Linked DNA regions of Mus musculus: region 2 is linked to region 1. A link is a contact called in ENCODE Hi-C data. All regions are on one chromosome and are shown on one strand. The core of a region is the stretch at or near the end of the contact, and the rest is flanking DNA. Distances in the headings are between cores, read along the strand shown. Region 1 holds the start of Smim5 (small integral membrane protein 5). Region 2 holds the start of Qrich2 (glutamine rich 2).

Evidence for each region. Hi-C counts contacts between places; a loop is a spot of excess contacts on that map.
Region 2: a map of T-helper 17 cell shows a loop between it and region 1 (2.1-fold over the local background). The contact joins the promoter of Qrich2 here to the promoter of Smim5 in region 1. A Hi-C loop is called at or near these places in 1 of 37 maps with a recorded cell type or tissue (T-helper 17 cell).

The regions. Positions count from the first base shown.
Region 1 is chr11:115,897,380-115,902,178 of GRCm38, forward strand. Smim5 (small integral membrane protein 5) reads left to right here and starts at 2,760. Exons shown (of 3, transcript NM_183259.3): 1 at 2,760-2,963. The region is part of intron 7 of Recql5 (RecQ protein-like 5); the gene reads right to left.
Region 2 is chr11:116,451,718-116,456,516 of GRCm38, forward strand. It overlaps Qrich2 (glutamine rich 2), which reads right to left and starts at 2,630. Exons shown (of 14, transcript NM_001033267.2): 1 at 2,348-2,630; 2 at 1,822-1,936. The coding sequence starts at 1,866.

The DNA.
Region 1 (4,799 bases), core at 1,510-4,009:
TTTTTTGGTTTATTTTATGTGTATCAGGAGGTCAGGAGAGTGTCAGATCACCTGGAACTTGTTATGGATGGTTGTGAGCCACCGTGAGGTGCTGAGAACTGAACCCAGGGGCCTCTGTGAATACAGTCTATGCTCTCAACCTCTGAGCATCCCCCAGTCTCTGTCCTGTACCCTTTTATCCACAGGGCGTGGGAAGCATCATCTGGTGCTGCCCATGGCCGAGCCGGGGCCAGGGAGGTGAAGCAGTTTCCCTACAGGTCTGTAACATATGAGCCTCAGTCTGTTTGGTTACCTGTAAGCTCTAGGGCCCTGCTCTTCCCTCTGCCCAGGGACCAGGAATGCCCTGGAGAGTCAGGCTCTGCCACCAAGGCAACATCAGATAGGCATTTTACTGTGAATGCCACAGCCTCTCTACTGCTGTGGGGCAGTGTTACAGTGGAGCACAACGGTGCTCCATCGGGCTGTGAGCACTGATGAGATGTTCTACAAGTGTTCCTCACCGTGGGGAAGGAGGAGAGGACAGGAGAGCCCAGCCTGTCTTTAGTACTTGTTATTTAGAGACAGGGTCTCACTCTGTAGCCAGGGCTGGCCCAGAGCTTACTGAGTACTCATCACAGTAGACTGGGATGGCCTCAGAACTCAGAAAGCCGCCTCTGCAACCATGCCTAGTCTTTTTTTGTTTGTTTTTAAGATAGGGTCTCACTACAGCTCAGGGTGGCCTTGAACTCATGAGCTTCCTGCTTCAGATTCCTGAGTTCTGGGTCTGTAGGCATGAGCTCCCACAAACAGTTTTCATGGGTATCTTGATCTTCCCTGAGGGAATTAGGCTTCCCCTGGCGCCCACCATGAGCTTTTTGCCCTAGGCTGAAGGCTGTACCTAGCATAGCTCCTGGAACAGATGATTCTCAACCTGTGGGTCTCAAGCCTTCTGGTGCTTGAAAGACCGTTCATAGGGTTTACCTAAGACTATCCACCAAAAAACATATATTACAATTTATAACTAGCAAAATTCCAGTAATAAAGAAGGAACAAAAAGGATGTTATGGTTGGGGGTCGCCAGAGCATGAGGAAGGCTGAGAGTCACTGTGCTAGAGGCACACAATGCTGAGAGCGGCCATCATGCCTAGTCACTCGTGAGCCCACTCACCAGGGAGATCCAGCCTCACTAGAGCCTCACTAGAGCCTCCCTCTCAGCCTCTAACTCCAGATGTTCCCCTGCGGATAACCACTTCCTGCCCAAGCTGGTGGCAGGAAGCCCACCTGGTGCAGGAGGCCAGTCTCTTTTCGGATCCCCAGGCTGAGGCCCTGGGAGAGGCCACTGTTCTATCAGGGTCCTTACAGTCATCTCTAGTGCCAGAAATGTGGTACAGGGTTGGGAACCAGAAGAGACAGCGCGAGGCAGGGCAGTTTGAGTGCCCAGGCTTAAGATTAGCCGGCACTAACAGCTTTGGAACAGAGGGTTTTCTTAGTCTGAATACTGCTTGCGGATCTGACCCCACACAGCAGGCTACTGTAAGGAAAGCAAATTGCAATGCCACCTTCTAAAGAAGTAGGGTCCCTCCAGCAAAGTGAAGAACAGCCCTAAAACTGCATAGAAGTGGCAGGAAGACAGCTGAGACAGCCACTGGGGGGCGCTCTTGCAGCCAGCTCCCACTAACACTGAATATACACGACAAATGTTCCCTCTGCCTGTACAGTGGTGGCCTGTCCTGTCTCTGAGAAGCTTTGGCATCTAGGCACTGTGACCATATGGTTGTCTACACCCTGCCCCAAGCCCTGGCTCACTGGGGTTTTGTGCTCAGATTCAAAGGGCTCCATTGACTGCAGAGCTGAGGTCAGTCCTCCCCCTGCAGCCTGGTCTGCTGGTGGCAAGACCGACAAACGTTAATGGGCCAACAGAGCTGTCATGCAGACAGCTGAGCAGAACGAGACCAGCAGTGACCTTTCTCTTAGAAGGACCCAAGGCCCCTCACTAAAACAAGCAGGCTACTTTTCTTTCTTTCTTTTTCTTATTTACTTATTTTTTGTTTTTTTCGAGACAGGGTTTCTCTGTGTAGCCGTGGCTGTACTGGAACTCACTCTGTAGACCAGGCTAGCCTCGAACTCAGAAATTTACCTGCCTCTGCCTCCCAAGTGCTGGAATTAAAGGTGTGCACTACCATGGCCGGCGCAGACTACTTTTAGAGTATCTAGGATCCTCATCTTCCCCCCAGATGCCCCTGGGTAGATGGCAGAGTACCACACCAGAGGGCTGCTTGAAAGCTTGCTGACGTGCTTGGGTGATCCTGTAGCCCGGTTTTCTTTCTGGCAGAGGGCAGAGAGAGCAGCCAGAGTGTGGCCCAAGAGACAGACCAGGGTGGTCAGGGACACAAGCCAAAAAGGCCATCCAGAGGGTGCTGGGGCACCCAAGAGCGAGTCACTCCACCCTCTTCCTCTGGCAACCTCAGACGGAGCCCCCCGGGGTTATTTCCACAGGGAACCACAGCCAACCACTTCTGTCATTAGCCCAACCCCAGCCCTCCGCCTACAGCCTACAGCCTACAGCCTGGCTCAAAGGCAGGAGGAGGGCAGAACAGGAGGAAGAATAAGAGAGGGAGCCGTCTGGGGATCCAGAGAGCAGAGTGGACCTCTAGGCAGGGAAAGGCATAGGGCGTGAAGGGCAAGTCAAGCTCAGGGGAGGACTCCCTGGGCTCCTCCTCACAACTGTAATTTGACACCTAGATCTCCAGGACAACCAACAACAAAAAAGCTGAAGCGATGAGGCGCTGAAGCTGGACAGCAGCTGGCTGTCAGCAACCGGGAGCTAGCACCAGGAGGTGCCCGAGTGAGAAGCAGCCGCCTAGGCAGGAAAGTGGCAGCGCTGGTGAAGAAGTCAAAGGTGGTGGCCAAAGGACTTCCAGGAGGTACATAGAGGCTCTGTACTGGGACACCTCTTCGAGGCTCCCCACTATCTGAGCTCCCAGGTAAGAGACACTGGCTAGAGGTGACAGGATCGGGAAAGGAGGGCAGCCAGGGTCTCGTATCTCTGGCGAGGAGTCACAGCTTAGCATGAGCTCGGAGAGGAACGTCTTGGGGGATATATTAGGCCACTCTCCTATGGGAATTTAGTCACCTCCTCTGTGTGTATACCTGAGTGCTCTTCCCCTGGGACCTGGTACTAGAGAAGGGGGATGTACTGCTACTCGGTGTGTGGCACAGGGGCTGGGGGCTGCTGGACACATCCATTTAAACCTTTTCTATTCAGTGAGTTTAGGATATGGCCCCCAATCTTGCTGAGCCTCCATTTCCGAAAGGATTAGGGCTGAGCCCTCCCTGGTTCTCAAGAAGGCTCAGGACAAGGTGTGCCCAGCCTGCTGAATGGCCTCTGGCCCCAGGAGCTGGTAGAGCCAGCAGCAGAACTGCCTACTTGGATGCTGGACAAGAGCAGCAGCTTTCCTGTCTTTTGGAGTTCTGACCTGCTCACCGCTGTGTGCTTCCGGCTCAGGATCATCCTAGGGAGGAGTCTCTGCACCCACTTAGATTACCAGGACCCCTGATCCTCCTTTGGCAATGATCTCTGAAAACTGAGCCAGGGATATGCACCCTAATTCAAACCCCAAGTTTGGAAAGGAGTTTGTGACTACATGAATGAGTTTGGAAAAGACCCCAGAGTCTCTTCCACACTAACTACTGTAATGGTTGCCCCCAGACAGCTCTTCTCTTCAGTCCTTGTGCAGGGCAAGCACAACCTTCTTGGGCAGGGCCTCACGAGAGGAGGCTGCTAAGCCCTTCTGCCTCCTGTCCTCACACTGGGGTTCAAGTCCCCGTGAGACGTCCCTTCCAAAGCAAACACACTGTTATCCAGTAAGAAAGAAAAACATCATTCAGTTTTGGAAACCAAGGGGAGGGCCGAGAGTCTCTTTGGCTCAGCAGAGGGGGTGCACTCTGGTTTGTGTGGGACTGGGAAGCTAACTCCTGTGGTAATACTAACAAGTGTGCAACAGAGGGACTGCACTGCAGCTGAGCCACATCTGGGACACACAGGCTCCAGCAGTCCCTGAGCTCAGAGGGAGGCCCAGCTTCTATGGCTGCAGGAGAGGAGCTCGCTTAGTTTCTATTGGCCACCAGAGCAGGAAGTTCTCTCCATTGTCTAGAAAACTTGGGGACCAGGGCAGCAGAACCACCAAGGCTTCAAGCACCCACTTTTGACTCCAAACCGGAGCCCCAGCACTGATGGAGTTGCTCAAACACTCAACAGGCACAGTGGGCATCTCTGCCCTGCTGGTTAGGCTCTGACCTCTCAGGTCTCTCACATCTGTTGGTTATGTCTCATTCGAGATGCTCCTCAACGGACAAAAGGGGCTGAGAGCCCCCATGACTCTTATCAGGCACAGACACGCTGCTTGCCCTCATCCGTGTGGGGAGCTGGAGTTGGATGATCAAGTAGACAAGGAGGAAGTAGAGAAACTGTGGGACCAAGCTTCTGCTGTCTGGCCTACAGGACACTTACTATATAGCAAGAACCTCCATGTCCCATGCCACACCCAGGAACACTAATCGGTCCCCCAGCTCGGCCAGTTTCCTTCTCTGTTGTGCTAGCTCTCTGATCACTGCCTGTGGAGCATCCACAGAAGGTTCCAAATCTGCTGCACAAGCGGCCTGGGCACCAGTGGGCCTCAGTGGCAGCCAAGCCTGTTCTCCCTCCTGGACCAGAGAAAGCTACCATTTGTTCTACCAAACATAGCATTAAGAGAGACTCTAGTTCCCCCAGGTTTGGGGCATAAAGTCTGGTTTAGAAGTAATTGGACAAACCTGGGACT
Region 2 (4,799 bases), core at 1,380-3,879, 550 kb after region 1:
TATAAACATATACACACAATGCACACACACACCACACATAAACATACACACACACACAAGCACACACAGGCTCCAATAATTAAGAACAAATAGAATAAATCTTAAAAGAGAGGGGTAAGTGTTGACAAAGACATGGAAACCGGAAACTGGCATGCCCTGCCGACCAGGGCTTCATCTGGGGAAGCAGCCAGTGAACTTCTTGAGTGTTCAGTCACCGTACCATGCGGAGGCTCTACTCCAAGGTCCGTGCCCAAGAGAAAAGGCACACGCGTGTTCACATCAGCACGAATCCTAGTAGCTAGGAGAAGCAACCCAGCTGTCCACCTGATGGGTAGAGGGAGAACCTTCTATTGGCCACAGAATAGATTATTTTGAGTCACAATGAAAGTGGACGCCAGAGTTGGAAAGACAGCTCAGTGTCTAAGGGCACTTACTGCTCCCTAAGGGGACCTGGATTCAGCACCTGCATGGTGGCTCATCTATGACTCCAGGGGACCTGATGCCCTTTTCTGGGACTCCAAGAGGACTCCACACATGTGGTGCACATACGTGAGGGCAAAAGTTCCAAAGCATGCAATAAAATAAAAGACAGAGTGTCGAAGAGCTGGCTCCGCGATTAAGCGCATGCGCTGCTCATCCAGTGGACCCGGGCTCAGGTCCCAGCATCCACATCAGGGGGTCACTTGTAACTCCAGCTCCAGGGGTCCTGTGCCTCAGAATTCCCTGAGCAACTCTCCTCCCCTCACGCATGCACACACTCACACATTACTAAAAGTAATTGTCAAACAAGATTGACACCATAGAGAAGCTACTGAGGGGCAGGAAGCGCTCCTGGGGCCTCTCAGCCTCACAAAGAAGTATGGGCAAGCCAGGAATACTGAGATCAGGAGAGCGTCTTCTCTAGGGGAATCATGCCAATATCAATGGCCAGTCCTGACAACATACGGACGAGGAACACTACACGGAACGAGCAGGATGCACTTTTATATTTTTACACACACACACACACACACACACACACACACACACACACACACACAGAATGGAAGAAAAAGAAGCCATGAATTTGAAAGAGAACAACCAAGTGTATATAGGACAGCTTGTGGGAAGGAAGAAAGGGAAGGAGGAAATGATGTAAAATGTTAACTTATTAAAAAAATAACAAAATATGATTAAAAGGTGTTTTTGTTTGTTTGTTTTGCTCTTTTGGGTTGTTTGTTTGTTTGTTTGTTTGTTTGTTTTAGGACACGGTTTCTCTGTACAGCTCTGGCTGTCCTGGAAGTCACCCTGTAGACCAGGCTGGCTTTGAACTCAGAGATCTGCTTGCCTCCGCCTCCCTAGTGCTGGAACTGAAGATGTGTTTTATGATATATAAATTAAAGGAAATACACAGTAGGAATCGGGCAGGAGAAGAGCCTGTATCAGGCAGGGGAGGAGCCTGTATTTCAACTCCTGCATTGGTGCCCCTGCTCGGACCCAGCTGAGCGGCAGTCAAGTGCTCCCACTGTTCTGCACTGCTTTGGATGCCCTCCGAGGCCTGTGCATTTGAACACTTGGTCCATGGCTGTTGATTCCTTTGTGTTGGTGGAAATGTAGCCTGCCAGTCTCCGGCTCTGGCAGCCAGACTTGCCTATCCTTCCTTGCCGTGAAGGGCTAATCTTCTCGAAGTCCCTTTTCGTCATGGTATTTTATCACAGCAACAGAAAAGTGACTCCACACCCCCCCCCCCCATGGCTGGTCTCCAGGTTGGTGAGGGCTAGGTTGCCAACCCTCTACCCTGACCCTGGGAGGGGCCCTGGACCTTGGCCACAGACTGTTCACCTGATCCTGTAGGTAAAGAGACGCCTCAGAGACAGAGTTCTCCATGGTGGCCTTGCCTCGGTCCTGGCTCTCTCTCAGCTCGTTCAGCTCCTTCTCGATGTCAGACACGGTGACTCTGGAGCGGTCAGAGAGCAGCTCGTCCCACCACTGCCCAGAACCCTTTGCTCAGAAGAGCAGAGGCCTGGCTGTGGGACACACAGCACAATAAGGCCACCAGGAGCCTCTGTCTAGGGATCCCAAGTCAGAGAGGGGGTGGTGTGGTGGGTCATAGCCCAAGGAGGGACACTGGCGTTCCTCCCAGTCCTGGTGCTGCCATTTTAGGAATGTTGAGGTGGGGGGAGTCCTTCTACCAGATCTTGTAAAGACTAGGACACCCTGAGGAGCCGGTACAATCCAGATGAGAGACAATGACCATTGCCGGATGTGGGGAGGTGGAAGGCTGCCTCTATACCTGAGCCTTAACCATGAGGCCAGATGCACCACCCTACCCCACCACCCCACCCCCGAGGTGGCGAAGGAGTGTCACCTGAGGATGCCCAGCTGCAAGCTCAGATGGTTAGGTTTCACTCCCTTCCCTCCGGTGGTGTCAGCAGCACTGTCCACAAACTTCTGTATCTTCTCTAGCTACAAGCATAGAGGAAGCCAGGTGTCAGACAGGCCTGAGTGGCGGCTTCCCGAAGGCCGCCGACTGCTTGTTCAGCCCCTCTTCTATCTCATGGGTGAGGCGGTGGGTACCCAGCAGCCTCCTGCAATGGCCTCCATCGCTAGAGAGTTCCTAACAGTGCTCGCGATTGTTAACTTAGAACTACGGAAGCCGACCCTCCCATACGCACTTTTGCCTTGTCCTGCCGAACTTCCTTGTTCAACGTCTTTAGGCTCTTCAGCTGCTCTGCCAGGTCCTGGGGTATGGTCTTTTTGACTACGGGATATGGAGGCCAGCATCAGGGAGTAGGATTCCCTTTGGGCTCTTTAATCTGTTTTACAGTCTTTCAATAATGAACTGAGCCCAGAGGTCAAGTCAGTAGATTACTTGATCCTGTTTTCACTGGATCAAGTAATTGGGCAAGGAGGTAGAAGAGGAGAGGACACGTGTCTTTCAACATGGTGTTTGACTGCTAGGTATCTATCTCCTGCTGCCTCTGCCATCTCTAGCTACTACTAGAGCTGTGACTGGGTAGTGGTGAGCTTCGTTCTGCAGCTCTCCCCCTGACGCCCCCCCTCCCCCCGTGCTATGCTCTCACCTTGCACACCTTCATCTCTGCTGCCCTGACAAAGGCCCAGAAGCCTGCTTCATGCCTCTCTCAAGTCTACCCCAATCCTGCTGGCTTGGTCTCACACTCTGCTATATACACATCTGGCCTCCCCACAGGCTGCTGCTGCCGCCGCCACCTGTGGAGTCAGGTCTGGGTAGGAGTGTGTTCTGCCCCAGGGAGAGAGGGAGCGAGGCTACTTTCCCTCTGTGGCAAAGGATGCTCACCTATCATTGTGATCAGGTACTGGATTTTCTCGAAGTCAGTCTGGCCGGCCAGTTCCTCGTCCAAGTCTTTCAACTGTTCCTTCAGTTCTAAATAGAGGGAGATGAGCTCCCCGATCAGGCGCAGTGTTTCCACCGCCATGGGGAAGCTTGGAGGCAGTGACTCCTGCCGCTGCTGCTCTCGACGAGTCTCGCTTACTGATGAGAACTGCTGGAGATAGTTCCAGGAATCCTGAGTCCTGGAGTCGGTGATAACTTGTTCTGGGGCAGTTGGGGCAGCCGAGTCAAGGTGACTTAGCTCCCAAGAGACCTGGGTATCCACCTCAACTCTCTGGACTTCTTCAGGCAGGCCAGCCTCTTCTATATCATACTGAACTTCAACTGTCCTTGTCTTGGCTTTTTGACCTGAGATCCGATGGACCCCTTCAGGAAGTATACCTTGCCTGGTTTGGAGTGCTGTAGGAAGCTGATATAACTGGGGCAATTGTGGTTGCTGAGGTTCAACCTCCATTGTTGGAAAGCGAAGGTCTATGCTTGGTGTTACAAAGTCTGGCTGAGTTGGAGTGGGTTGTCTGAAACCACGTGGAAGTGTAGCAGGTTGAAATATACCACGAGGAAATATACCAGGGTGAATAAAAGGAGGTGGGGCCAAGTCAGGCTGACCCAAACCCTGAGGGCCTGCACCAGGCTCAACCATCCCAGGCTGTATCCTGTCCAGCCTAGCTGCCCCAGGCTGTAAGAAACCAGGCTGATCTGCCCCAGGCTGTAAGAAACCAGGCTGATCTGCCCCAGGCTGCAACAAACCAGGCTGATCTGCCCCAGGCTGCAACAAACCAGGCTGATCTGCCCCAGGCTGCAACAAACCAGGCTGATCTGTCCCAGGCTGCAACAAACCAGGCTGATCCATGCCAGGCTGCAGTAAGCCACGCCTTTCTTCCCCTAGCTGCTCCATGCCAGGCTGCACCAAACCAAGTTGAGCTGCACCTGGCTGCATCAGGCCATACGGAGTCAGGAGAGACTGCACCAGGCCTCGACGGCTTGTACTAGGCTGCACCTGCCTAGGCTGAAGAGTTTCAGGCTGCACCGGGCCTCTCTGATCCGTGATAGGCTGCACCATCCTAGACTGAGCCAGTCCAGCCTGCAGCGGACCACCCTGATCCACGACAGGCTGGACTAACCTAGGCAAAACTCCTCTGGGTTGCAAGAAGTTACGCTGAAGATCAGAAGGGTCCACAAAACCATACTGGTACATTCTAGGCTGTACCAAGCCACGTTGGTCCATGCCAGGCTGCATAAAAGCACTCTGGTCCACTATAGGCTGTGCCAAGCCAAACTTGTCCTCACTAGGTGCTCCAGGTTGTGCCAAGTCAGGTTGTGCCACACCCTGCCGGGCCTTGCCAGGGTGTGCCACACCCTGCCGGGCCTTGCCAGGGTGTGCCACACCCTGCCGGGCCATGCCAGGGTGTGCCACACCCTGCCGGGCCATGCCAGGTTGTGCCAAACC